Linked DNA regions of Mus musculus: all the other regions are linked to region 1. The links are chromatin loops, found by intact Hi-C in ENCODE. Cell type or tissue: left cerebral cortex. All regions are shown on one strand.

Evidence for each region. Hi-C counts contacts between places; a loop is a spot of excess contacts. Peaks named below come from ENCODE experiments on the same cell type or tissue, not always from the same donor. Only the 100,000 strongest peaks of a DNase experiment are listed, where the experiment ranks them.
Region 2: a loop joins it to region 1, with 5 times the contacts of the local background. A loop is called at or near these places in 14 of 42 quality-filtered maps.
Region 3: a loop joins it to region 1, with 2.4 times the contacts of the local background. A loop is called at or near these places in 10 of 42 quality-filtered maps.
Region 4: it touches region 1 in a loop (4-fold over the local background); 10 of 42 quality-filtered maps call a loop at or near these places.
Region 5: it touches region 1 in a loop (4-fold over the local background); 3 of 42 quality-filtered maps call a loop at or near these places.
Region 6: a loop joins it to region 1, with 7 times the contacts of the local background. A loop is called at or near these places in 30 of 42 quality-filtered maps.
Region 7: a loop joins it to region 1, with 2.7 times the contacts of the local background. A loop is called at or near these places in 22 of 42 quality-filtered maps.

What each region holds. Positions count from the first base shown.
Region 1 is chr8:26,973,992-26,977,991 of GRCm38, forward strand. It overlaps Zfp703 (zinc finger protein 703), which reads left to right and starts at 3,345. Exons shown (of 2, transcript NM_001101502.1): 1 at 3,345-3,620. The coding sequence starts at 3,363. It overlaps Gm39150 (a long non-coding RNA gene), which reads right to left and starts at 1,924. Exons shown (of 4, transcript XR_001778540.2): 1 at 1,682-1,924. In left cerebral cortex, CTCF peaks have their summits at 2,026 and 2,780; DNase peaks (open chromatin) are centred at 2,044 and 3,045; H3K4me3 peaks cover 2,041 bases; H3K27ac peaks cover 1,979 bases.
Region 2 is chr8:26,806,925-26,810,924 of GRCm38, forward strand. No RefSeq gene overlaps it. Among named protein-coding and RNA genes, the nearest start is that of 2310008N11Rik, 15 kb to the right of the region's middle. In left cerebral cortex, no CTCF peak of the experiment used is centred here; DNase peaks (open chromatin) are centred at 1,647 and 1,979.
Region 3 is chr8:26,829,099-26,833,098 of GRCm38, forward strand. No RefSeq gene overlaps it. Among named protein-coding and RNA genes, the nearest start is that of 2310008N11Rik, 6.7 kb to the left of the region's middle. RefSeq lists an enhancer at 3,388-4,000. In left cerebral cortex, a CTCF peak has its summit at 2,309; no DNase peak of the experiment used is centred here.
Region 4 is chr8:26,847,057-26,851,056 of GRCm38, forward strand. No RefSeq gene overlaps it. Among named protein-coding and RNA genes, the nearest start is that of 2310008N11Rik, 25 kb to the left of the region's middle. In left cerebral cortex, no CTCF peak of the experiment used is centred here; DNase peaks (open chromatin) are centred at 2,342 and 3,800.
Region 5 is chr8:26,749,733-26,753,732 of GRCm38, forward strand. No RefSeq gene overlaps it. Among named protein-coding and RNA genes, the nearest start is that of Gm32098, 53 kb to the left of the region's middle. In left cerebral cortex, no CTCF peak of the experiment used is centred here; a DNase peak (open chromatin) is centred at 2,110; H3K27ac peaks cover 1,233 bases.
Region 6 is chr8:26,687,043-26,691,042 of GRCm38, forward strand. The region is part of intron 2 of Gm32098 (a long non-coding RNA gene); the gene reads right to left. Among named protein-coding and RNA genes, the nearest start is that of Gm32098, 9.6 kb to the right of the region's middle. In left cerebral cortex, CTCF peaks have their summits at 249 (motif pointing right) and 2,280; a DNase peak (open chromatin) is centred at 251.
Region 7 is chr8:26,441,378-26,445,377 of GRCm38, forward strand. No RefSeq gene overlaps it. Among named protein-coding and RNA genes, the nearest start is that of Gm31898, 4.0 kb to the left of the region's middle. In left cerebral cortex, CTCF peaks have their summits at 213 and 1,919 (motif pointing left); DNase peaks (open chromatin) are centred at 71, 1,902 and 3,894.

The DNA of each region.
Region 1 (4,000 bases):
ACTAACAGGCAGCCCATTCTTCACTCCAGTGTCCTAGAAACAGCTTCAAGTAGCTCTAGCCCTGTCCTAGGTAAACCACTGCTTGTCATTTCCAGGGTAACCAGCGAAGGGCTGACAAATGAGGTCCTCTGCATCTGCCACACTTCTGTGAGGGAAGGACATGCGCTGTATGCCCCTGCACTGCAACCGGTTTTTTTTTTTTTTTAACAGGGTCTTTTTTTTTTCAACCACATTCCTAAGGCAATGCTCTGCCCACAGCTGGCCCTCAGTAAACACGGGTCCGGGTTGATTAATGAGTCATGTTCTCACCCAGGTGGCAAGCCATTCCTTTGAAAACTGAACTTCCTTTTAGGCGGCTGAGGCCCAGTGTCGTGCTCTGTATGGGGTAACAATTTTGCTAAGTAAATGTCAAATCGCAATCTCAATACTCTTCTGCAAGTGTTTTAATTAGGCCTTGGGCCTAGCTCACGGTGTTTTGGTTTTTTTTTTTTTTTAATTTTTCTCTCACAAGGAAACTGGATCAATCCAATCAAGGAAGCTCTCTTGTCCTTACCAGCACCCCCAAGGAGTTGTCCCTACCCTCTGTGTGTGCTGTGGAGTGTGTGTGTCCTACATACTGTACAGGAGCAGGAAACAGGCCTGGCGTCTGGCACCTGGCACCATTAGCCCTGTCCATGCTAACTGCTCTGAGCTTAGAGAACTAAGTTTCTTAAAAGGACAATGTATCATTCCGTGGGGAAATCGCCTGCACCCTAGCCTGCCCAGCCGGGACATCCTGTCTGCTCCCCTTCTTCCTTTTGTTCATTTGACATCTTTCTACTCTCCAAATAAAAATACTCCACCGTCCTTTCTGCAGCCTCCTGCCCTCTCTTTCCCACCCACATTCCTAAGTGTCTACTCTCTTTCCCTCTAACTTATTTCCCATTAATCATTTCTAACACACATCTGCTCTGCTCCTAGAATGGTTTCTAGGCTGGCTCTCTCTCTCTCTCTCTCTCTCTCTCTCTCTCTCTCTCTCTCTCTCTCCCTCCCTCTCCTCCCACCCCGCCCCCAGCTGGACTGGTTACAATAACCCAGGAGACTTTTGTCTCTGTCTCCAAACTCTACCTTCTTCCCAGTTTTTCCTCCAACATATCCACAAAGGCCATCGCTTCTACAACCCATCCTTCTTCCACTCTTTTCTCTCCCAAAGGCCAAAGGCCTGGGTTAAGTTGAAGTAACCCTTCAATCGCGGTGGACTGTGTTTGTTGGGAGATAGGGTCTCACTCTGTAGCACAAGCTAGACTGGAACTCACTAGGTATGCCAAGCTGGTCTCAAATTCATGGTGTGACTCTCCTGCCTCAGCTTCCTGGGTGCTGCATTTACAAGAACGAGGCTGCAGACCCAGCTTGGAGTAGAATTTTACAGATAAGTGTTCGCAATGACCATGAGGTCAGAAGGCATAGGCTGGCATGAGCTGAGCTTATGGGAGTTGCGGGAAGAGAGTAAAACTTTGTACTATAAAATAAATGAGAAAATCCTCCTCCCTTCCATTCATTCTCTTGCCCCTCCTGCTGCAATATGGACCATATCATCAGAGTCAGGGCATCTCTGGCTATTCACTAAATTTATAAGATCTAAAGAGAGGGAAGGGACAGTCGGGTAATTTCTGAGAAACCTATGCACATTTATTTATCAAACCTTGTGGCTCCAGGGAGAGTTTGAGTTCTGTGTATGACGGATGTGGCCTTGGAAGCTGCCTGCCGCCTTCTCTCCTGCACATCATGAAGTTCATGATTGTTCTATGATTCGCTCCTTCCGCTCACTTTGACGACCCCTTTGGAATCTCTTGCTCTCACGTTGTGTTGAGTCAATGATATCAGAGTCAGGGAAAAAAAAAAAAAAACAACCGTGAGTCAGCATCAGGCAGTCAGAACCAGATAGTCCTGGGTAACACTCCTACAAAGTCAGAACTTGATGGTCAGAGTGACTGACAAATCACGACTGGAAAAGGGTATTCAAAAGGAACAGCGACACCAGCGCGCCTCCACTGGCCACTGAGGGCACGCAAAAGTGGTCACTCCAGAGCTGGGGCACAAAGGACCAAGCTCAGTCGATTGAGCCAAGGATCTAGAACTTTATGGTCAGGACCATGACTATGTAAAAATCTCTGCCAAGTGTAAATACGTACTTTTTCCGGAAGGCTTGGGGGAATCCGAGAGGGTACTGTTATTATTAATAAAAAGGTCTTATTTCGAAATTTCGCCGGAGGGGAAACCAATGGGGCAGTCTCTAGAGTTTGTGTCGTCCTGCAATGCTGAGACCCCCCCCCTCCTCTAGGACATCGGCCTCTACTTTGATGCTACCTCCAACCACGTCGCCGCCAAACGGCAGCTCAGCTCGTCACAGCACAGTGAGGTAGCTTTATGACTTTAAACGGGACAAGAACCCTGAAACACACCAAACACGATCTATAATTCAGAGCGCCCCTGGGGGCGTTCCAGGAGCTTTGAGGTGACGCTTCCTGGCCAGGGAGCCAAACCTTCAACCACGCTTCACCTAGACCGTCTCACCGGGAAGGGAGTCCTTCCACTTCCAGTCTGACTGGACAGGCTCAAAGTAGTTGGAAGGGCTCAGGCAGCGCCCAGGGAATAGTGGATGCCCCCAAGGCTTCGGCGCTTCCAAGTGAACACATCCGGGAGAGGCCAATTAGGGGAAAGAGAACCGGCCGAAGCAGCTCGGAGAAGCTGCCGAGCTCCCGAGGCGTAGCCCGCCCCCCGGCGGTCCCGGGGAGAGGCTTGGATCCTAGGACCGGAGCAGGCGCCCTGCGTTCCCACCCCGGTCTCCACCCTAGACACTAGTGGGAAGCAGCAGGCAACAGGAGAGGGCACAGAGCCCGTGTCCAGAAGTCCCGTCCCTTGGGTGACCCGTGGGCTAGGGCAGCCGGGCACAACCCGCAAAGGGGAGCAGATCCAGCGCTGGGCGAAGGCCGGGAGGCGGCGACCGGCTAGGGCGCTTTAAGACTCTCCCCGCCCACCGGCGGCGCCCGCCTCCGCCCTCCGCTCTCCCCGCCCCGGGGTCCGGGAGAGAGCTGCGATTGGGCGGGCGCGGCGATCCCTTTGAAGTGTGGCTGCAGATCGCGGCTATTTGACGTGCAGCTCGCGGAAGGCGAAGGTTTTTGTGTTGCTCGCCTGGGCTAGCTGCGGCGGCGGCGGCGGCGGCGGCGGCGGCGGCGGCGGCGGTGGAGGAGGGGAGGCGGCACGGAGGCGCAGCGGCTGCTGCACGGCGTTCGACGCAGCGGAGCGAGCCCACCCGCCCCGGGAGCTCGCCTCCCGGAGCTTCCCCTCCCTCCCCGCCCCCCCAGTGGCACTGCCTCCTCCAAATGAGCGATTCGCCCGCTGGATCTAACCCAAGGACACCCGAAAGCAGCGGCAGCGGCGGCGGCAGCAGCAGCGGCGGCGGCGGCGGGAAGAGGCCGGCGGTGCCGGCAGTGGTGTCCCTCCTGCCCCCGGCGGACCCCCTGCGCCAGGCGAACCGGCTCCCTATCAGGGTCCTGAAGATGCTGAGCGCTCACACCGGTCACCTCCTGCACCCGGAGTACCTGCAACCGCTGTCCTCCACACCCGTCAGCCCAATTGAGGTCAGTCTCCGGGCGCTGCCCACCCAGAACTGAACCCCACTCCTCCACCCATGCTGGGCCCATGGCTCTGCTCCCTCCACCACCCCCCACCCCACCCCACCTCCCGTAGCGACGCGAGGCCCGAAGCTGGCCACGCAGGCGGACCTCCTGAGGAGGGACGGAAGGCAGGAACCAGACACCCCCCTCCCCGCCCGCCCAGGTTCTCCCTAGACTCATGGGTGGAAGGGTTTTGCCCAGTCGCCCTTTGGAGCTGCGTGTTTTCTAACCGACTGGATTTGCTCTTATGGTGCCCAGAGTCCTTTACTTTTCCTCTGGCCCCTTAGAGTCCTGTCCAAAGACGGCTTCTGGGCCTCCCTCGCCTCCACCCGGTGTCCCTCTGC
Region 2 (4,000 bases), 170 kb before region 1:
CTGTCCTTCTGCCTCTAAAAATAAGCTAGGCCCTGGGCTCTAGAGATAGGGTCGGGGGCGTCCTGAAGGAATAATGGTTCTCAGAAAGAGAATTCTAGCGTCTCAGAAGCCTTCTTAACTCCCTAGCCTTGATCTTAGCTTCTGCTCCATTTCCCCAGATTTTTGTTTTTTGTTCCGTGTCACCTAATCCCCAGTTAAAGGAGTGTCACCCTTCAGGAAGATATTGTAGCGAGAGTTTCTGGGAACTAGTGAAGAAAAAAAAGAGTTCAACAATGCAATGCCCAAAGCAATGAAAAGCGGGAGGAAAACGAAGGGGTAGGGGGTGAAGAGAGAGAGCAAGCCTTCTCAAGTCTGAATTTGCCTCAGAGACCACAAATCTCAGAGTAAGAGGTGGATCCCAACAGGTCCTCGATGGCCACTCTCCACAGCCCCTTCCCGAAGCAAGGAGTCAGAGCGCCTACACTGACAACAGTCTCCTGTCTCCCATTGTCCTCATTCTCTGTGAGGACAAACCTCATTAAGCTCCCCAGACTTCACAGGAGTAGGGGAGAGAAGCTGTGTGGATACTGAGAGCCAGGTGAACACAAGTGGAGATATGGAATATGCCGGTCCACAATGAGTTTCTGGGCCATCACTTGCTCTCCACTTACAAGTCCTGGCCCGCCCTCGCATGCCTGCTCAGAGGCTATCTGCCCGGGGGCGCTAACACACATATCCATCCGGACTCAAGTAGTCTGTCACAGTCTGAAAGCCACGTGCAGCCCCACGGCTTAGCTCTTCCTACCTCCCTCTTCTGCCCCACACCAGGCAAGACATGCAGTTTGCTTTCTGACTATTAATAACATTTCCTGCCATGTCAAACTAAGATAATTATGGAGCTAGCAGAATCACAGGATCCTTGACTAACAGAAGGCTGGAGAATGGGAAAGTCCTGGAGGTTTTGGGGAAGCACCCGTTGGGAAAGAGAGAACCTTGGGTCTTCTGAGACCAAATGGGACTGCCATCTATTGTCACTATGGGAGAGCAGCCTCTTGCTCTAAACCTGAGACCCAAACATTCCACCCTTGGAGCTAGCTTGAGGATTGAACTTACAGGCCTGAAGCTAAGCTCTCCTTTTGGCCAAAGGAGCCAGCTTTGAGCATCTATACAGTCCCAGGAACCACTCAGCATCTGATGAAAACCAAAAGACCTGGGTTTGCTCAGCTCCCCTACACAACCACAGGACAACCCCACCCCCACCTCCTCCTCAGCGGGCAGGCGGGCAGCGACTTCTGCCACCAACTGAACAAAACAGGCAAGGAAATTTGACACCAGGAGCAAGCAACAGAAGCCACCGTTTGGGAACTGTCAGACTTGATGTCTCTGAGACCTGGATCTGAAAGCCCATCCCCTCTGTACAGCTAGAGATATTTAATAAAGTAAAGCCCCCAGGATCAAGGGCTGGAGTCCCTTCCGTGCCTCCACGGAACACGCTGGAGTTCTCCAAAGCCTGCCTAGCGTCTGTCTCTCTCCAGAAAGCCTTTCATGCTGCCTTGCCAGACTGACATTTTGACAAGTTGCCACGAGTGACATCTGATTTGTACAAATTTCAAGACTAATAAATCTACCTGTCAAAGCGGAAACTTTAAAAGGAGCTGAGCCCAGCGGGCATAGTTTAACAGAACTCAAGTTGATGAAAGTGTAGGATGGAGAAATTATATCTGTCACAATCCACCCACATTAGTTCTGCAGAAATGTTGGCAACTGAAACAAACGTCTTTCACGGGTGTTACCAGAAAAAAAAAATTAAAAATAAAAATAAAAAATTTAATCCAAAAAGAAGATTGTTAATACCCTGAGTAACAAGTAACAGTTCTATTTGTAAACTAACAAATTCTATTTATTTAATTTTTAATTTTGTTGCAGATGTTAGAAGCAGCTCTCCCTCCTACCTCCTTAGCTGTCTTGCATGGAATCCGGACTTTCCACTCAAGCTGGGGCTATCAATCACACGGTGGCTCCCAGCTGGCTGGCAGGGTGAACAGAGGCGGTAGCAGCAAGCATGCAGGGTGAGGCAGGAGACTCTGCCCTCACTCTGAGTCCTAGGGAACCTGCCTGCACCCTGCTCCCTCTGGGCATGCACACAGGGCCTCACAGCCACCCCCTCACCCCACTACCATTTAACCCAGAGCCCCAAGTCTAGCACTCAGTCTGCATATTGCAATGGGATTTCTGTCTGCAGCTCATGGATATTTGTGAGGAAGTATAGAAAGAGATAAGGGGAGAGAGAGAGAGAGAGAGAGAGAGAGAGAGAGAGAGAAAGAGAGAGAGAGATCTAGAATCCTGGCTTTGTTTTTCCCTTTCCTGTATGAAGGCCCACTTTCATCCTGCGACATACAGTCAGACACGTTGTACAACAGAACCCTCTGGTCAGCGAAGAGAGTGGAGGAGCAGAAGGCAAGGGTCTTCTTTAAGACTCAATTCTACTTCGGACACACACAGGAGAAAGTCTGAAACAAAGCCCTCTGTGTCATACAGTCACCCTCCAGAAGTGTCTGCTGCCGCCTTTGAGGGTAAGTGACCATTCAGTGCAGACTCAACGAGCAGTACCATCTGAGCAAGCACCGTCCTCTCATTTCCTCTTCCTCTGTTTTTAAAACAAAACCCAGTGTGCCCTCTTTCTCTTTCAGGTAAGAAGCAGGCAGGCAGGGACGGACAGAGAGACAAACAGACAGACTCTTCCCTCTCATGTTTAGGTAATGAAAGGGGACCCTCAGGTCACCCAGCATACCCACCAAGGAACCCAGAGCTTGATAAGAATAAAGTCCCACTAGGAGACTTCATAGGCATTTTCCCCTCCCATTCTAGAATTTCTGCTTTCTTTTCACTTCACTAGGACCGTATCAACCCCCCAAAGCCTTTTTTTTTTAATTTTAGAGTGTGCCTTGGGAGCTCAATGTGGCATAATAAGGAGACTTCTAGTGATGGGAACAAAGATTGGGACCAACAGGGATCTCACCTGACACGGAGGGCCCAGCACCGAGACCTAGAGCAGCCCCTTTTTAGATTAAGGACCTGGTGCCAATCTTTCTGAAGCAAACTAGAGCTGCCACAAACTCTGTCCAATTCAACATTTCCCTGTCAATTAAATATTTGCGAAGCAGATTCTGCGTCCGTGACACTCTGCTCGGCATTGTGTGAATTGCAGAGAAGTGCAAAGCATGATCTCGCCCTAAAAGAGCTTATGGTCCATATGGGGTGTTGAAACAGTGATAAACACCATGCCACTGAACAAAACAGAGCCTGGTGGAGAACAGAGATCAGATACAGAAAGAAAGCCAAGGACATGAGGGGGCACCAGACCTTGCCCGAGACCTTGTCATCTGAGAGTGCCCCTGTGTTGAATGACATGATTGACTCTCTGTATTTTCTGTGTGTTTTGGGGAAGAGGCACCGGGCAGTTTTACGCTCAAAGATCCCAAGAAAGAATTATGCAATCGCTAGCTGTTGTCCTCAGCTCTGTGGGTTGGGTTCTCCAGGCCTGTCTTCACTGGGGGATCAAGTTAGGAGCCAACAACAAACAACATATGGAGGGGTAAATGGGGGAGTAAAGAGTCAATCTGGGTTTCCAGAGAGGATGGGAGCTGAGCTGGACTCCACCCTAGCACAGCCTGTACCACCTATAGCCTACACTGCAAGAAGCTCCAGACTCCCATCTCCATGCAGGGAGCCCTGGACCATCCCCAGCCCATTGAAAGCAGGCAAGGGCAGCAGAGGATAGAGACAGCAAGAGGAGGCTCACAGCAAAACACCAATATCGCTTTGCCAGACTTGGTTTCGGGTAAAACCACAAACAAGGACGGCGTGTCTTGGAAATGGAAGATCCTAGACTAAGGAGAGCAAAATGCTGTGGTGGGACCCCAGGTCACTGAGCCACTCTGAGAAGGAGAAGCACAAAGTAGTCTTTCTGCTTACAAATGGAAGCCCTCACATCCCTCCATCGGGACCTTGCTCGGTCCTG
Region 3 (4,000 bases), 140 kb before region 1:
TGTGCCAGCAAAGCAAAGAAAATACCCAGAAGCCCTTGCGGGCTGGCCTGAGCAGAGCACATCTGCCTCTAAGGTTGAGTCTAAGAAGTCTGGGGCAGAAACTGACATATGCCATTGCCCAAATCTTGTTTTATTGCTTCCCCCTCCCCAATGGTTCCCTCCCCTTGTACCTCTTTCTTCTTGGAGGGTCATAACTCCAGGGCCAGCCTGGGCTACATAGTGATACCCTGACTCAGAAGAATAGAAAGAGAGAAGGTGAGAGGGGAAGAGCTTGAGAAGACAAAAAGTTAAATATAGGTATGCCTACTGTGTTATTCTATTGCCAACTGCCAGCTCTCAGTCCTATGGTAAACTTTTGACAGATCACTTCCTGGACAAGTGAAATCCCATAATCTGATCACGTGAAGAGCTTCTTACATGACGTTTTGGTTGCTCATCTGCTAACCAGAGATCACAGATGCACACACTCAGCCACACTGCGAGCCAGGTCCGTGCTTGTCACAGTCTTGTCCCACAGGCAGAGGAGTCTCAATAGTATGAAGTCCAATCCTTAGGGAAGAGTTGCTATCAGATATGTGCTCTGACATTCCTTTTTTGTTTATTATGCCACAAACTCATGAAATACGCCATAAGCATGATTCTGCTTGATGAAAACAAGCTCTACCAAGGTCCACTGCAGTGCTCCAAGCATCTCTCTGCAACTGCGTCAGGACAGGGGATTCATTTGCTCACATTGCTGTTGTCTGTGATGAAGAGATTCTTCCAGGCTGAGAACTGTCAGGAGCCCTGTGTTCTGGAGTGTTCTGCATCCCTCTAAGTAATACACACACACACACACACACACACACACACACACACACAGGCTTTGTCCTTCATTTGAGCCTCTCTGGGTTCAGTGGCATCCCAGCTATAGGGGCTTCATGTGGGCACCTAACTGTATTGGGGTTATTTCTAAGCCCAGCCTAAAATCTGCTTTTCCAGTTGAGTAGTACAAACAGGTATCCATTCAGACTCATTAGGACTTCGGTATTCTGTGGCAATGCCTTTGTTTATTTGGTTATCTTCCAAGATAAACTAGGAAGTCTGAAAAGATAATGAACAACCAGAAAATATCTTCTAGTAGCGATGTGGATAAGTATTCAGGGCTGGATTCGGGAGGAAGGGGAGACAGAGACCGAAACAGAGAGACTCAGAGAGACACAGAAAGGGACAGAGAGACAGAGAGAGAACAGATTCCAGAATGGTTCCCCTAAGGAGCAACCTTAAGTGGGCCTTAATTGCAGCTCAGGTGTGTCTTTGTATGGCCACTGCTTCTTGCTTCAAGATTTAAGGATCACAAAAGAATGCAGGCTAAATCTCAAAGTGGGCTCCACATTTTGTGGTCATGGTATGCCTGTTAAAAATGCAGAAAGTGGGGGCCGGGGAGATAGCTCAGTGTTCAGAGCAGTCACTGCCCTTCCAGAGAGACCCTGAATTCAGTTCCCAACACCCACACCCACAGTGCCTGTAACTCCAGACCAGAGGAACTGATGCCCCTGGTCTACACAGATGTCTGCACTTATCCACCCATCCACACATACATGCATGTACATCCCTACACATAATTTAAATAATAAAATAAATGTTTTTTTAATGTAGAAATTCTGCTGCTCACATCCCACAGACTCTCAATCTGCATTTTCTACAAGATCCAATCCCTGGCTGTTGTGTATGCACTAATATTTCATAGTCCTAGCAAGCCTTAGGAAGCCATGACTGACTGATGTTAAGGTTTAAATTCAGACTAACAAGATCAGAACCAAGAAGATCAGAACACAGGCTCTGGGTTTGACCAACCCTTAGTAATTTCAATTCATGCAAGATAGACACCATCTGTATAAAAGAATATTCATTTATCGAGCCTCTGTGTGTGCGCCTTCAAAGGCAGTCTTTATACTCATCACAACACTAGAAAGGTAAGCATCGCTCGGGGTCAGAGATGCGGGTCTTATATCCCAGAGTAGTCACTTAAACCTAAAGTCTCCAGCTCCAGGCACCCCGCCTCCAGAACCATTGCTCCATCCCCATACCAGACTACTACTGACAAGGAGAAACAAACAGCCACAGAGGTACAGAAAACCAGACTAGAGTGATGCAATACTCCCTTTATACACCAGCACGAGTGGGAAGGAAGCAAGGGCGTGGCAAGGACACCCATTGAGGGGCACTGCCACTGCACAGTTGAGGAGGACTCTCGGGGGTCAGGGACAAAATTCCACAGCCCGAAAGACTCACTACTCAAGGGAGCCTCTAGGGGGTTCCTGCTTAATCACAGCCAGAAAAGCCAGACCAGCCTGGTGAAGGGCTTCAGCCCGGTTTAATAGGACATTTATGAGCAAAACATACTTATTAGTAAACAATAATTACAGGAGAACAAATGGCCCAGGGGGAACAGGTACCATGTGAGCCCTTTTTTCTAATGCCCTCCATGCTCAAACCCTTTCTGAAATTAAAACGTGCCCGCTGTCAACACGGGTATTTAAAGAGACCTGGATTTCTGTAACGTAAGCAGTAATTCTAACGCCAACTGTTAATTGAAGGCTTCGTCATTTACAGGGTACTTTCACATAGGCTAATATATTTAATCCTTGTGATGAGGAGGCCCTGTGAGGCAAGGATTTTTCCTGAGTTCACTTTCTTTACCCAGGGAAGCTGACACTGGGAGGGAAGGAGTGTACGAGGAAGCAGGCTCAAGGCCACACAACCCCAGGATTGACGGAAAGAGCTGCAGCTCAAATCCAGACCTTCAGGTACAGACGGGGCGCCCTGGGTGCTGCTTTGTGGGTGCCTCCCAAATCAGGATGACTTCACTCAGACAGAACTCCAGTCTCACCAGAAAATGTACAGTGCATTTCTAGGATTCTTGTGCTTCTAAGTCATCACAGCCTGCACTCCTAACACGCTACATCCTGGTCCTGATGAATGGTTTAGCAAAGTCTTCATTGTCTTCTCTTCCCTTCTCCCCTCTTTCGTTCTTCCTTTCTTTTGTTCTTTCTTTCTTTCTCTCTCTCTTTCTGTGCTGTTTTGGTTTTGTTTGCTTGCTTGCTTCCTCGTTTTAAGAGGTGTCTTTCTGTTGTAACACACCCTGGCCTGAAACTCTGTATGTAGCCCAAACTCATGATCCTTCTGCCTCTGACCCTGGAATGCTATAACCACAAACACCTGAGAACTTCTCTTCCTAGTCCCATGTGTGTCCCTTTTCTGATATTTGAGGTAACCCAAAAGGAGACCAGAATTTGATAAGTTGAGTTCTCAGAGGCTATACTTCACTTGTAACACGTTTTTGGAGTAATCTTTTAGGTTGGTCCAGTATTCTGAGTTGCAGTCACAGGTAGAAGTGACCATAAGGACCAGTGACACACAGCTCAGTAGTAGAGTACTTACCTAGCGTGCCAAGGCCCTGGGTTCAAGTCCTGGCGTTATATACACACAAAAAGAGAATCCTTCAGATATGGCTACAAAGTTAGGAACATCATCTCAGACTTGGAGAAGATTAAAAAATCTTGGAACAAATTAGCCTGGTGTAGACAGTAAGTTAAAGAGAAGTCTCGGGGAGGAGTCAGAAAAGCCAGTAACTTTAAATCCTGTAAAGTTTCTTAATCAAGTTACACTATTATTTGAAACTGGCAAGACACCAATGGATTCAGTCCAAAGACATAATTTATGGTGGTTTTTTTTTCCGTTTTCTTTTTTTAAGGGCATTAGGGTTTTAGTTCCTTTTCTTCCTTCTGCTTAAAGTCTCTCTCTCTGTGTGTCTGTCTCTCTGTCTGTCTGTCTGTCTCTCTCTCTCTCTGTGTCTCTCTGTCTCTGTCTCTCTGTCTCTCTCTCTCTCTCTGTCTCTCTCTCCTTCCCATTTGGGCAATCTGTTCCTTTCTTTTCTCAGATCCGTTTTCTCCCAATATGTGTAAAATGAAGGCAGTTCAGTGGAGTCTTGTGTCTTCCCCTTGCTCCATAAGAACTC
Region 4 (4,000 bases), 130 kb before region 1:
GAACGTTCTCCGCCCAGCGTTGTTACATTGTAACTACTCTGCAAAGGATATGACTGGAGAGGATAGCTTTGTGAAGGCAGAGGTTATACACAAGGACCAATCCGACTAGACTTTACTTCCTTACAGCGATGCTTCCCCCAAATGATGGCATACAAGCATGCTTCCCCACTACCATCCTGCCCACAGCTTTCTATTTAGCTCCACCCTTGCCCAGAGCTTCTCTAGCTGTCTCTTTAGGGCAGGCCAGATCCCTGGAGCTGACGCCTCCTCCTCAGCGCTTATTGTCATTGGTTACTTGGGGTATTTGCTGACTGTGCTCTCGCTCTCCTTGCAGAAGGATCTGTCTCCGCTAAACCACCAAGCATCCCCATGCCATAACTTTAAAGCCATTTATTTACTTCCATTTATTTGCCAAGCCCTCAAAAAAATAAAAAATAAAAATAAATAAAATATAAAAACCTGGTTGAAGTGACTTCCTGCAATCAAATCCTGGTGCCCGGATGGAGTTCACAGTGACCACCATTTGAACAGCCTCTCTGGCCCCTTGCTGCCATTTTAAACAGTGATGCTGCAGGTTCTGAAACCTGCACCAGGGAGTAGACTAGAAAACAACAAGAATCACGAACCGTGACAGCATCCTCTTGCCGCTGTTTCTGCTTATACTGGGTAAACGGTACTGGAAAAGAAAGGGTGTGTGTTCAAGAAAGCAGAAAATAGAGGGGTGCAGTATTTAACAAGAAGGGAGGTCTGGCCTACCAAAATCCCATCCCTGTCTTGTGCCAGGAGCCATCTCCAAGAGTCTCTCTCTCTCTCTCTCTCTCTCTCTCTCTCTCTCTCTCTCTTCCTCTTCCCCTCTCCCATATCCCCTCCCTACTTTCTTGTCCTTTCCCCCTCTCCCTTTGTTTTCCTGTGCCTCCCCAGCTGCGGAGGACTTTAATGACATCAGAAATGAGAATGGGGTAAGATCCATAAGAGCCCAGGAGAAATGAAAATTGTAAACCCAGGCAAGAATGTTGCGTGGCACGGAGCTTTGAGTCCAACCTGGACTACAAAGGAAGACCTTGCCTAAAAAGTAAGGGGAAGAGGAAGGAGAGAAAAAAAAAAACTATAAAGCAGAAATAAGGCAACCCTGCTCAAGAACATCTAAGAACATTCCACAAACAGCTGGCCTTGGGAAGGCGATGGGGCGGAGGGGGATTTCCCAGGCTTTGATTCCAGAGCGCCCGTGGGACAAGAAAAGTTCCCCTGAACAAGCCCCATAGACTTAAATACATCTGTACTCCGTTCCTCATCCTGAAGGCTGGCATCCTGCCTCTGGCAAAGGGGTGCTGCGGGCAGAGGGATGAAGAGAAGAGTTTAAGAACTAAAACATGGACCCAACGCTAGACGGGCTCCTCTTTTCTCCCTTGAGCAAAATGAGCTGAGGGAGATGGAGGGGGGAAGGGGAGCATGGTCCAAGCCTACTGAGTCGCTGAGTGAAATTACAGGGCCCTGCGAGGGATGATTAACAGCCCGCATGGTTTTCTGCTTCAGAGCCATTACTCACTGCAAACCTGGGGCTTCTCCGTTACATAGCCCGGCACAGGCCGACCATTTTTTCCATTGACTGAAAACACATTCTGACTGAAAACAAACTTTGGATCCCCGAGGCTTGGCAGGCCCTGGGTCCTTCTCCATATTTAATCAACGGGAAGCTAAACACTTTCAATCTACGATGGCTCATTTGGACGGGGTCTCGGGGCTTTTTGCTCCGTGCCAGATATAATAACTCTCCTCTCTCTTTTCTAAGGCCTATTTTATAATTTTGCTGTTTTTCAATGTCAAGCCCATCTTTTGAAGAATTTTTATTGGATTTCCTGCTAGACTTCAACAAGGATTTTTCTTGCTTTGGCAGAAATATCAAGCAGAAGAGGGGAAAAACTCAATCATCGTCTTGGAAAAGTCGGGATGGTGCGTGCGCGCTTGCGCGTGGGGGCGGGGAGTGGGGGAGGGTGAGAGAGAGAGAGACCTTTGTCTGTTTGCACACAAACAGGTTTCTAGAAGGCTGGAGTTCTCACTGCCAGCTTCCAGGGCCCCTCTAAGTCGATAAGGTACTGTGAGAGTGATGGATGGGTGCACATAGCAAGTTGGAGCTGGGCATGGAGACTCTGGAGTGTGGCCGCCAGCCAGAGGGAAGGTGCAGCTCTAGGAGATCTGGGTGCGAGCTATGACACCCCTGGACGTGCCTGTTTATAGAAATCACCATGGGAACACCGAAGGATGGGGAGGCATTCTCCACTCGGGAGACAGCAAGCCAACTCTTCCAAGATAGTAGAACCCAAGACTGGGTGGGGAGGCACGGCCCAGAGGCGGCCATTCACCACGCTGTCTGCTCCCAGCTTGCGGGCAGCAGCAGAGGTTTTGCTTTTTCTTTATAAAGATAATTCCCCTGGGGAAGCAGCTTGCCAGTGAGTGACAGCTTTTGTTTGCTCATGTTTTCCTCTCCTCCCAGAGTCAACTCTCAGAATATACCAGAATGTTCCTTCACACTCCACTTTTTCCTTTCCATGTTTTCGGGGGGGTGGAGGGAGGTGGAGGGGAGGATGGGAGCAATTTTCACAGAGTATCATCCAGAAAAAAGCAGTTTGTTTTTGTCCCTTAGTGAGTCGGCGGGACAAAAAAAAACCCTCGATGCGTCTTTTTCTGTTCCTGTTTACATTTTACTTTTTTGACCTCTTAGGCTAAGAAGTCTGAGCCGCTATTAACGTCCCAGTTTAGAGAGCATTGTCCCCTGTTTTCCTGTCTCTGTATTCCCACAGCAATCGTCTGAGAGAGACGGGGCATATATTGGGATCACTGTCTAAGAGATGTGCAAACAAGAGTCACAAACCAAGTGACCTGCTGGAACCTTGCAAGTGGGGATTCAGATAGGAATCAGAGAGAGCAGCTTGCTTTCTTGGCTGTCCTAAAGACTGAACCCACAGTCTCACCTTTTGCGAGGTATATACTTGCTATTACGCTATGCCATCCCCACCCATTCTTACTTTGGTCTCACTAAGTTGTCCCGGCTGGCTTTGAACCTGTCTCGTAGCCCCTCATAAGACTTGAACCTAATAAGATTCTCCTGCCTCAGCCTTCTGAGTAGCTGGGATTATGGGTCGGTACCACCAGGGCACTTGTGTCTAATGAGCTACATACAAAACACAGGGGAGTACCCTGATATTCATTTAATAAAAGCATCCCCTTTCCTCCTTTGCTGGGGAAAGCTTCCTGAACAAATTATCTAAACCAACTAAACACACTGAAGGCAGAAATATCATAGCTTCCCACACATGTCCGCTAATTGCAGAGCAGTTTTATTGCAGGCTTAATAGAAGGCTTCCAGGGCATCTAAGCCACCTCTTCCTCTACTAAGAGAAAAGGACATCTAGAAGCCAGGTAATGCAAATCACTTGGAGAATACTCAGCCAGGCCCCAGTCCTGCGCTAGAATATTGTAGGATGCTACAGGAGGGAAGGATGCTGCCCTTGCTCTGGAGGCATGCACAGCCAAGCTGAGGAGGTAGAGCAAATAGATGTAGGAGCCTAGAACTGTGCAGAGCTTAGAGCTCATTCATCTAAGTCCCCCATTTACCAGTGAGCTAGGACAGATGGAGGATCAAGGAACCAAGAGGAGGAATGGGAAGTAAGTGTTCGGGGACCACAGCTGTCAGAGAAAACAGAAGCCAGCGGGGATGCTCTCTAAGAAAACAAAGCTTGCTCTCGACCTTGAAGTGCATGCAGGATCAAATGAATCAGTAAAGGGGGAAGCTTGATTCCCATGTGCCTGTGCCTCTGCAAGGAGGCCAGAGCACAGGACCAGGAGGAGACAGGGGACGGAGCCGGATGGAGCTAGGTCATGAGGGTCACAAGCACCGGAAGAATGGCAAGGCCAGAGTTCAGTACACTAGGAACAATTAAGCCCTCTTCCTACAGTTTCTTCCAGATCCATGCCTATCCCCACCTTCACAAAAGCCTAGGTA
Region 5 (4,000 bases), 220 kb before region 1:
CTGGAGAAACAAAAATCACAGGAATGGATGACAGAAATTCGGCCTTGGCAAGGGTGATGTAGCCATCAGATCTGATTAAAGAACATTGTTTGCAAGTGGAAGAATACTTTAACTTCTTTAATCCTAATAAGTGACAGTTGATCCATGCCAGATGCTTTGCATGACTTGTGCTTCCGAAATTGGCTAATGCTATAAAAGAAAACACTAAATGTGTGATAACACAAACAAAACAATAATGTATCGGACACGTATACTAATTCTAAACGGTATCCCTAATGAGCAGTGCAGTTCTCTTTCAAGCAGCAATGGAGACCTAGCATCTTTCCATCCTGTGGCTCCTTCATCTTTGCCATACAGGTTCCTACTTGCTCTGGGTTATTTATTCAATTAATTTTGGACATGTCCACAAAAAAATACCAAAACTATATCATGTCTTCAAAGAAAGATTACGCAGGCTTGTTCATGGAAGGGTGGGTGTTTCTCTAAGGCAAAATGAGAACTATTTGCAAAGCCACTCCTCCTTGGCACTGGCTGGCAAGCCCACATAAATGTGTTTATCCACTCAGAGATGAAGCAATAATGACAACTGGTCACCCCTGTCATGCCATGCCAATATTATCTGAGCCCAGATCAGGTGAGGAAAATGAGACATGTCCAAAGACACAGAGCTATAGTCACAGAGCTATAATTTAAAGATGGTTACTACACTCTGCCAATTTATACCACACAAGAAAACAGAACCTAACCAAGAACAAAGATTTTTGGACAAATGTCATCACTCATTTTCCCTAAGACTCAACTTGGAACCATAGGGTTCAACCACCTCCTTCTAATCAGAGCACTAAATAAACTCAGAAAACAGAGTTTATTTCCTTTGGGAGCATTGGTGGAGATCACTACTCAATGTTTCATATAATGAACTAAGGCTCAAGGAGGTTAGTGACTTGTTTAAAGGCACACAGCTCAGAAAGTGCCAAGCAGGAAGATAACCTCGTATTCTCACTCTGTGTCAAGGGATGTTCAGCCCCACAACCTTTTTATACCACGACACTTTTCACATCATAGCATGAAACAAAATCAGAGACCGCCACACTCCCCAGAGTTGGTTTGATTTGACCCTCATGCCTTAGTTGCTTACCCTGAGGAAAACAACTTAAAGGAGGAAGAGCCTTACATTCCTAAAGCTAACAATTCCTAAAGATCCACCAAGATCTAGTCCCTTATTTGGCTACTTTCCTCCTCCCCCTCACTCTTCCCTCACTCCCAGGGCCAGCTACCAAGGTCCAGCTATCAAAGTATGGAAATCTAGCATCAAAAGCCCCATTTTGGCTTACCTAATTAACATGGCCAATCAAAACAAAGCAATTCATCCTAACACAGGTTTCCTCTGTTCTCTTTATAAAGTACCATTTGCCTCTAGGCCAGATCTGTCTCCTCTCTATCCAGAGGCAGCCCTTTGTCCCTCCAGAGCAAATATCCCTTCCCCATCACCCTTGTTCCTTTCTTTTCTCTCTCAGTCTCTATCTCTTGTCTTTGTCTCTTATTCCTTCCCTTTGTTCCTTTAGAGCAAATAAATCTCCTTTGTGCTGAAAACTTGGTCTTGGGATGTCTTGTGCCAATTCTGGGCCTTTCGCCTGTTTCCCTATTGGCTGTTCTCATTGAATTTCTTTTATCTTTACAACGTTACATAGAAGCAATTAATCAACAGGATTTGCCATTGAGATCACCATAAGCAACTTCCACATAAGCTCCTTCAATGAATCAATCTTCTTTTCTCTAGACATTAAAATGTACAGTCTTCTGAGAATTAATATTGTACTATTTATGCAAAATATAAGAAAACATTGCCACTCATTCAGCCCCTGGACCACTTCACCCCATTGCAAATGTTGAGTCTATCATCCAGCACATCAATTGTACCAAAAACCCTACAAGACATGATTATAATTTATAAAATGGTATGTGCATTTTAAAGAAATAAGAAATGCTGTTTTCTATTTATACCAGGTATTTACTTACCATTTTGATGCTCTTTCTTCCTGAAGACCTACTTTTCCATATGGTAGCTTCTTCTCGGAATCTGAAGCGTTCTGCAACATCTGCTGTGGTGTGGGTGGCTTAGCATTCCATTTATACCTGAGATGAATGAGTTTGAAAGTAGGAAAGGTTTGCCTTGGTCCACGGTTTCAGAGAGGTCACTGTGTGTCAGCATGGCGCCATTGCTTGGGGTCTGAGATGGCACAGTATGGCACGTAGGGTGTGCATGTTGGAGGAGGTCTAATCACCTCATGGTGGCAGAAGAGCAAAGACAGACACAGGGATATCTCAGTGTGTCCCCCAAAGGCACATACCCAATGATTTAACTTCCTCCCACTGTGCTTCACACCTTAATGGTTCTAGCAGCTCCCAGTACTCAGAAGCTGGAGGCCAAGCCTTTGGCATATGGGCCTTTGAGGGGCTTTTCCGAGTTCAAACAATCTTGCTTAATCAAAAAGGGTCCCTCTGCTATCTTTGTTGTTAAATAATATTCACACTGGATGTAATCTGGTCTCTTTTATTCTCTTACATACATCCATTTGGATACGGGCTTCCATCGTGGTTTGAACCCCAGTAGATTATTGATTTACATTTACTACACCCTTTCTCTCAAGATTTTCAAGAGTTCTCTTTTTTTTTTTCTCAAAGTTTGTGGACAGTTGTTCTGTGAGGCTGCACAGCATGATGTTCTACATGTATATTTTGCTTTGGACTCACTAAAATTCTTAAATATGTAAACTTAGGCCATCTATCAAATTTGGGAAATCTGTGTAGATTGATTCCTACTTGTCATTTTCAACATTTTATATGTATAACATGTGACATTTTATATGTATAACATGTAACATTTTATATGTATAACATGTGACATTTTATATGTATAACATGTAACATTTTATATGTATAACATGTAACATTTTATATGTGTAACATGTGACATTTTATATGTATAACATGTGATTTTTTTTGTCATTTGTACAGTATACTTTTACTTATTATTTCTTTTTTTTTTCTGATCTGCTTTTGCAACACTGAGCATGTGTTAGACATTCTGACTTTGTCTCACAGTGTCTGAGATGCTGCTCATTAGTTTGTTTGTTCTCTTCTATTCTTAGGCCTAGAAACTCTTACCTCCTCGCTCTGTAATTTCACAGAATCTTCTGATGTCATAGCCATCCTTCTTAAGTGCTCACTGCAGTTTTGCTTCTAACATTCTGTTCTGCAGTTTTATTTAGTGTGTTGTGTCTCCACTAAGATTTCATCTTGTCTTCCTTGGAGTCATACATTCTGTTATCTTAGGGAGTATATATTCAGTATTTGGACTAAATAACCAGTTTTTATGGACTGTATTTCCTCAGCATCCATTTGATCTTTCTGTATTAAATTTTTGGATTATTTTCTAGACATTGTGAGTATCGTGTTGTGGCTCCTCTGAATTCCGTTGTATTTTCTGAAGATTATTGAGCTGTAGTTGTAGCAATAGAAGACTCAGGTGACAAACTATCTCATTGGCGGCTCTCTAAATCTCAGTTCAGTTCTTCTATCTTTAGCTGAGCTGCTTGGATGGTGCCCCATATGCACTTAATCCTCAAATTAGCCAGAGATTTGCACAGGGTTTATATTTAGCAACTTTAGTTGCCCAAACCTCTGTCATCTGTTTCTTCAAGCCAGAGGTACCACAGGTTTCCTATGGGAATTTGACCTAGCTACCCCTTGCGATGCTAACTTCAGATGTGCTCCTAATAACCAGAAAAGTTATCTCATACTCTTCCTTTTAGCTAATGAATCTTCTAAAATCAATAGCTGTGAGTACTTGGATTTTAAATTTTTTTAAGTTTTGTCTAGAGCTTATGGTTATTGTTTATAGAAAGTTGGTATGGCATCATCCCACTTCTCCATAGCAGAAGGAGAACTCACCACCTCTCAGCTACTTGTCCTGCCTTGGACTATAAAAGTTGCCACT
Region 6 (4,000 bases), 290 kb before region 1:
ATTCCTCTTCTGCTTTGGGGAATTCAAATTCCTTTGCATCTGCGTTCACACCCCAGAGCAGTGTGGTACTCCTTTTATTTCTGCTAAGTGCTTCCCAAGGAAGGGCCATCTCTGAACAATAGCCTAAGTCATCTTTGGGCATGTATGGCATTGGTTGTTTTGGTGTTTGTTTGTATTTCCTCTTTTGAAGATGGCTTTTTTGTTTTCTTGTTTTCTATTTTTGAAAGTGGCTTGGTTGCATTCTGCTGCTGGGCCAGAAGGGGGAGGCTGAGGGAAGAGGATTCCTGTATATGGAGGGAGGAGAAACTTGGAAAAGGAGGAGGGAGGAATAAGGGGATCTGGGGAAGAGTGAGGAGAGGGGAGGACTGAATGAAGCAGATTCCTAAGAATCTGTGAGGAAATCAGCTTGGGGGAGAGCAATGAGGAGGGGGAAGGTAGTGAGGGTAGAAGAGTTGGGGGATACATAGAAAGAAAGGGAGGAGTGGGGGAAGGAGATGGGGAGGAGGGGAGGAATGGGGGAGGGGGAGGAAAGGGGGGGAAAGGGGAGGAGTGGGAAAGAGAAGTGAGGGGAAAGAGGAGTGGGGGAAGGGGATGGAAAGGAGGGAGAGGAGGGGGAGAAGGGAGGGGAGGAGTGGAAGGAGAGGAGTGAGGGGAAAAGGGAGGAGTGGGAGGAGGGGAGGAGTGGGAGGAGGGGGAAGAGTAGGGGGAGGGGAGGAGTGGAGGAGAGTCACTGAGAGAAATGGGGAAGTTAGGAAGACAGGGGAAGAGGAGGGTATGAAATCTAAATAATTATAATAAAATAATAATTGCAGCCATCCCTTTCCTGTGCTCCATGCTCTACATACATAGCGGCACTTAATCTTCACAACAACTCCAGGAGGTAGGTATTAATATCCCCATTTTTCAGATGAGGAAGTCAAAATGCCAGGAACAAAAAGCCTTCAAACTTTCAATTTGTGCACTAATTTCCAGGCAGCCGGTTTGCCAGGCTCTCCCCAGTCATTTCATAAGTAAATACTGGCAGCCTGGATTTTTTTTTTTTTAATTTTTAATGTTCACTATTCCAAGCTGCGGGTCAGTAACAGAATACGTGGGAAGTCTTTAGAAACAGCAATGAGAGCTTTGGAAATGGCACCACTGAAAACCACTGCTTCCACACTGGGCTTCATTCAGAGTTCAAGGCTGTACATTTTTCTCCCACACAAATTCAACAGAACGAGAAACCACAGGAATTGAGTGTTTTCCAGGTCTGATCTGGGGAGTCTGAACTTTCAGAAACAAGCACCAGGAGAAATATATTTGAAACTACTTCTCTAAACAAAACAAAACAAAACAAAACAAAACAAAACAAAACAAAACAAAACCCCGTAACCTCTCAGCTTCCAGGCTTCTGGGTCTTTGAACAGCTTGGGACTTTTAGCATACACCACATCGCTGGTGGCAGTGAGCAAAGAGTCAACAGTATAGACATTGTGGTCAAGTTCCTGATGGGACTTAGACTTGTTAGAATCTTCCAATTCAGGCACTTGTTTTTATCCAGATCAGGTATCACGACCAAACACCTCCAGCCCTGTTCCTCCACAAACTCCACAGATGGCTTCTAAGCTCTGGGAGTGTCCAAATCCCTGTATCTCTGTTACCAGACTGCGTGTGCTCCCCGTATATACCCTACAGGGCTTTCTATAAAGTAAGTATCCTGAAGGAATAGATAAATGAACTGCACAGTCTGTCTTGCTCTACGCTTAAGGTTTGAGGTTTTACGGGGGGGGGGGGGATGCGTATCCTTTTCCCCCACTGTATTTCAATTGAATTTGTCAAGAGCCTCTGTGTTGTATTTTTCCAACATGAATCACTGATGATCTAACAAATTAATTACCCATCCATCCTGCCCTGTTTGAGTGAGGTCATGGGAGAATGGATGGGTTCTGCTGACCTCCTCTGGACTGGAATGTCACAGCCCCCATTTAAGGACTCAAGTTCAATACCAAAATTGCCAGTTTAGGTTAGAATCAGACCTAAATGTATCTTATTATACACAGAGGCGCACAAATGCAATATGTCATCTTTAATGGTTCAGAACAGAGCCTAAAAAAATAGTGTCCTAGCCCAGATGAGTTTTATAGCCTTTGATATATGGCTTTCATTATTAACAATAATTTCTGTAACTGCATCCAAATTCGGGAGGACACATGATGAATATTAATTGTATTTTTTTATTTATTTTCTGCTCCCACTGGCTCCCTCTAGGGCAGACCTGCAGCCCCAGTGTCTTGGTCAGCCCTGAGATCTTACATTGTCCTGTGTGGGATTCTCATGATTCTGGGCACAGCCTACTTCTGCTTCTAAGAGTATCATGCACTGAATTTTTTTTTCTTTTTCACTGGAGAACAGGGCCTCTACTCACTGGGTTTTCTTAGCTCCTTTTATTTTACAAAGATTCCCCCCTCACACACCCTTTGTCATTATATTAAAATCTAATTGCAAGACGACTCTCCTCACCTAAGTCATCAACAAAGACCAATTATTTCTAATGCATGCAGAAGCAGGGGACGTGTGGAACAATAAAAAGGCATGCGGTAACCTAAGCCTTTTTCACAGTCAGGCTTCAAGTTCACATGTGAATTTATGCCAGTTTTGACATTAGCCGAAAAAATTAACAGTTCTCAAAAATGAAACTCTCACAAAAGGGGTTTTGTGTTTCAAGCAGAATAAATTATAGTGTGATGTTATTAAAACACTTAGTTGTTAAGTTGCCAAGAAAATCCAGTATATTCACACAGACTCGAGGACCTGTCTCCATGCAAAGTAATTAAATTAGATTTATGGGCTGCATTACATCAGTGTTTGATAGTTCATTTTTCCTTTCTTCATATTTTGCCCTGCTTTATTAGAGCATGTGACAGATGGTAAAAATAGTGTGAAGTTTCTTGGCCCTGTGCTAAATCCCCTTTCGGTTGTATATCTCTCTCCTGTCAGCTCTCCCCAGCGATGATAAATTAACCTCTCTCTTTGTATCCCAAGTGTGGCAGTAAAGCTCTCTTTTGACACAGCACTATCACTTCATCTTAATCTGTGCTGTTTCGAGGAGAGAGGAAGATGTTGCAATCGCTACCACGAGTTTAAAGAGAAGATTTATTGTGTCAGAAAAAGGGAGGATGATTAATATAATATGCATCATTATATTTTTCATTTCGTCTCATTTGTTGCCTTCTAGTTCGCAGGGGTGGGCCACCTTCCAGATTGGCATTAGCCTCCAGCCCTGCCTAGTGGGCTGAGCCTGGGGCTAGCAGGAAGAAGGTGACCATCTCCCTTCTACCCTTACCACACCACTGTGGAAGAAGTCCGGGTTTTCTCTCTGGTGACTGGAGCCAGCTTCTTGCCTTTACCAAAGATCAGCAGCACCTGGGTTGACTGACCCAAGCCTGCCTTGTAAGCAGGGGACATAAATAAGGTTGCAAGCTATTGTTTGAGGTGCACCACAAAACTAAACAAGAGGTGAGGTCATCAAAGTCCCCGGAGACACCGCTGGCAGGAACAGAAGAAACGGTGTCATAGGAATGTCTGAGCAAGGAGAAACATATTGTTATGATTATTTCTCTTATTTATAATAAAGCTAAAGTCTCTTTGAGCTGCTCCTTGGCTGTGAATTGCTTACATCTGTAAACTGACTTTATTTATTCTGCTCAAAAGGCTTTCATTAAATATCACATACTTGACAGATACCATGCATGCAAAAGATGAATTGAAAAATCTCTCCTGCTCTAGACTGTGGATACCCATTGGCCTACTACAGAGCCTGTCTCACTTTCCCACCTCCTGGCACTCAGGGTACCAGATAGGGAGTCAACCCAAGGAGAAATCCCTACAACAGGAAGGTTCTTCAATCACAGAGACCAGAAGCATTGCTGATTCTATGAGCATAACTAGAAATGTGATGGGAAAATAGTCAAAGCACAATGAGTGACCACAATCCAGTCTTTCTGATGGAAAAACCTAGATT
Region 7 (4,000 bases), 530 kb before region 1:
CTTTAAGCTAGTCCCAAGAAAGGTCCCAGAGAACACACAGCCCGGCTTGAACAGTAGCCAACCTATCAATTGCAGGGTAGATTTAGTCAGTCCTGGGCTTCGGGCTTATGTAACTTCAACTGTGTTTTGCTTACAAGCCAGAAATAAACAATGGGTGACCAGTCATTTTTTAAAAGCCAGCTCCCCTGCAAGGAGAAGAGAGAGGAGTCCAAGAGGCGGAGGGAGGAAGTGCCTGCCAAGAGAATAAACACAACCCCAAATCTCCAACATTTTGTGGTTTGACACTTAATTGATTAGCTAATTTGAGGCAGTAAGATTTAGTGTTTCTGCAGATGAGAGTCTGAGGAGTAATTATAGCCACAGCTCCCATCCCCGAAGAACATGGAAGCTGCAGCTTTTCACAGGTCAAGCAAGCATCAGAGCTTGCACGTTACAGCGGATAGAAACTGGTTTTTGGAACACGTCCCCTTCCAGCCCTGCGTGCCAGGATTGCTCCGGAAAGGTCATCTGGTGCCTTTATCAGCATAGACAAAATCCCCTGCCTGTAATGTATGTGTTTATTCTCAAATTAAATATATTAATGTATTATTTGTTCTTAAAATGTCATGGAATAGATAGTGAGCTGAGCTCTCCTGGCAGACCTTTGAAGCTTAAAGAGTAATGTAATAATAGTACATTAATCCATAGGCCGTTCAGTCATCTCCCCGTGGAGGCCTGGCCTCTGAGCATGCTACAAAATGCCGGATTTGCAGCTCGTGATTGTAGGAGTCCCTTTCCTTAACAATGGGAGGTTTGATAGAGGGGTTCTTACTTAAGCCAAGGAAAGGCACAGGCTCTGTATTATTTTGAAGAGATCCTACTGAGGACTTAAAAAAAAAATAGGCAAAAGCCAACATGGTCCAGGATGCAATTTCAGGGAAATTGGGGAGTGAGCCAGAGAATTTCATTATTTTATTTTATTTATTTATTGTTGTTGTTGTTGGTCTCCTTTGGCTATGTCTACATAGTAAGTGTGATGGGATCCCAGCTTAGTAATTGGGTACCACCCCACCCCAGCAGCAACTGCAGCCAACATAGAGCAAGCGCTGCTTAGGTGGGGCTTTGAAGGGGAGAGGCGCTGTCAGCCCAATGATGTGAGGACATGTGGGAAGGAAGGTACACTGGAGAAAAGACTTACAAGCCCAAGTGCCATTTAACCTGCACCCGCCAAAAGAAGGAAGGAAGGAAGAAAGAAAGGAAAGAAGGAAGGAAGAAAGGAAGGAAGGAAGGAAGGAAGGAAGGAAGGAAGGAAGGAAGAAAGAAAAGGAAATGTCTTCTGAAGTGTCAGTGAATAAATTGTACATATTTTACACCCTACCCCCAAGCCCCCCTCGGCCTACTCTGTGTCTTTTATTTCTAGGTTTCGGTTCAACGGCTGCGATTCTCCACGTCGAGTAGTTGTTGCTGTACCGGGGGACCCTGGAGGCTAATAATGCCAGACATGTTCATCAAGAGATGGCTTTTGGAGACATGCCTATGATTTCAGGAAGACAGAGTTGGTTAGAAGACTTCGAGCCTCAGCCAGTCTTGAAACTTTGGATCTTGCGTGTCCTTGAGGAGTTATCACAAACTGAGGCAGAGTTCCCCAATTCCTTCAGTGGCCAATCATTATTTGTCTCCCCGGAGAAGGCATATAACCTTGGGCCGAGAACAGTTCCCTAGGCAGGCAATTCTCAGCAGCTATGCATCTGCAAGCCTTCAGCAGCCAGTGCTCCCAGCGTCTGGGGACAGATAGACTGTCCCTGAAGAATGGATCTGCCTGGGAGAAGAATCCCAAGCAGTCCCCTGGGGTGTCTCTTCATTTCTCAACCCTTTCCTGAGAAATTAACTTACTGCTATTCTCACCAGTTGTTCTGACCCGCTGCTGCCCTCTGGTGGCTAGTGGTACAACTACCCCAACCAGGAAGGCTCCTTTGATCCCTGAGTGTCAGGGGGTTCATTCCCACACATGCGCCAGGATGCACTGTTCCTAATGCTGAAGAAACTTCTTTTCTTTTCTTTTCTTTTCTTTTCTTTTCTTTTCTTTTCTTTTCTTTTCTTTTCTTTTCTTTTCTTTTCTTTTCTTTTCTTTTCTTTTCCTTTCCTTTCCTTTCCTTTCCTTTCTTTTCTTTTCTTTTCTTTGCCTTGCTCTTCTCTTCTCTTCTCTTCTCTTCTCTTCTCTTCTCTTCTCTTCTCTTCTCTTCTCTTCTCTTCTCTTCTCTTCTCTTCTCTTCTCTTCTCCTCTCTTCTCTCTTCTCTCTTCTCTCTTCTCTCTTCTCTCTTCTCTCTCTTCTCTTCTCTTCTCCTCTCTTTTCTTTTCTCTTCTTTTCTTCTCCATCTTGAAGGTTTTCAGAGTCTTCAGATTTTCAACTAAAACACACTCGAGTCTAGTGAAAGCCTTGCTACTTATCGAGCGTTTCCTTGGTGCGGTCTTGCGAGATCAAGGTCTTTCAGGGAATTGCGTGTGAGGCCTGAGAGTAGAGCGGACTCAAAGGGAGGCTCTCCTCTCTTCTACATGGCCTAGAGCTGGCTAACGTTCAAGGACCTTCCTTGCCTTGAACCATGTGGCCCAAGGGCAAGCGCAAAAGGCTCTCTTCACTGAGTGTGATCTCAGGTCCTAGCGTTGGTATTTACTACTTGTAAGGTGCTGTTTGGATCTCTTGTCTAATGACCAGTGTCTGCACCTGCCGAGTGTTCTAGTACCTACTGACCAACTTGTTCACAAAGCATTGAACTTGGAGGGCCTGCAGAAGCACATGGCAAACTCCTGGCTTTATTCAGGAGTTGATTAGTATTGCATATGAGTTTCAAGGACCACCCAAGTGTCCTCCTTTCAAACCTAAGGCTATTAGTGATTGAGACCTGCAGACCTCAGCCGGCCACACACTGATCTCCGGATGCCTGTAAAGGTATCCAGGAAAAGGGGAATCTTCTCAGAAAGATCACTACATCGTGAAGGGCATGCAGGTACAAAGATAAATGAGTGGAAAGATAGGAACTTCTCTATAGACCTTGGTATACCTTTGTGTGCTCACAAAATGGCTTCCTGCTGTAGAGGCTGGGGGTAGCACCCTGTTCTGCCAGACCTGCCCTGCAAGGTCTTATGCCCTTAGACATAACCTTTCTAACAAGATAGCAAGCCTCACGGTGGAACTGAACCACCACTGTGGAAACACACGAAGAGACTGGTCTCTACAAATCATATGTCCCGAGCGGGTGAAGTCAGTGTGGAGCTACATCCAGGAGACTGGGTACCTGGAAGTCAGTCCAGCCAATGCTGAGAGGCCATGAGAACTTTCTGAAGCCCTTACAGGCACAGTGGGATCACTCCCTTGTCCAGAAAATGGACGTGTGTGTGTGTGTGTTGGGGGGGGGTAATGCTACATTCCCCTTAAGGAGCATACTTGTCAGATATTTTGCAAAGTTGAAAAAGTAACATGTAAGCATATATAAATGTCCCTACCACTCTCCATATGCTACTTGTTTTGCCCAACTTTTAACTGATAGCAATAAATACCATCTTAGGAAAGACTCTGGAAGGGGCAACGTGAAAACTACCACACAAAAATTAACACAGCATAAAAATCAAGTTTCTGAAGTGGTTATAATAGACATATGTTAGATGTGTCTATAATAATGTTTATTATTATAGACATAATATGTAATATTATATTATATAATCACATTATAGACATATATGTCTTTAGTATAGATATTAGAGAAAGAAGGAAAAATTTAAACAAAGGGGAAATAAGAACACGTGTGTGTGTGTGTGTGTGTGTGTGTGTGTGTGTGTGTAGATCATTTTTGTGTGTGACTCAAAAGGCAAGAATAGCTTTGGAGTCAGAATAGCTGAAGACTGCGAGAGCAGAACACCGCCCAGAGAAACAGCTGTCACACACACCGTGGCTTCTAGACAAACTGGGAACTTTCAGATCAGGGCACTTTGTTTAGGAAGAAGCGAAAGCTGAACAATTTACTT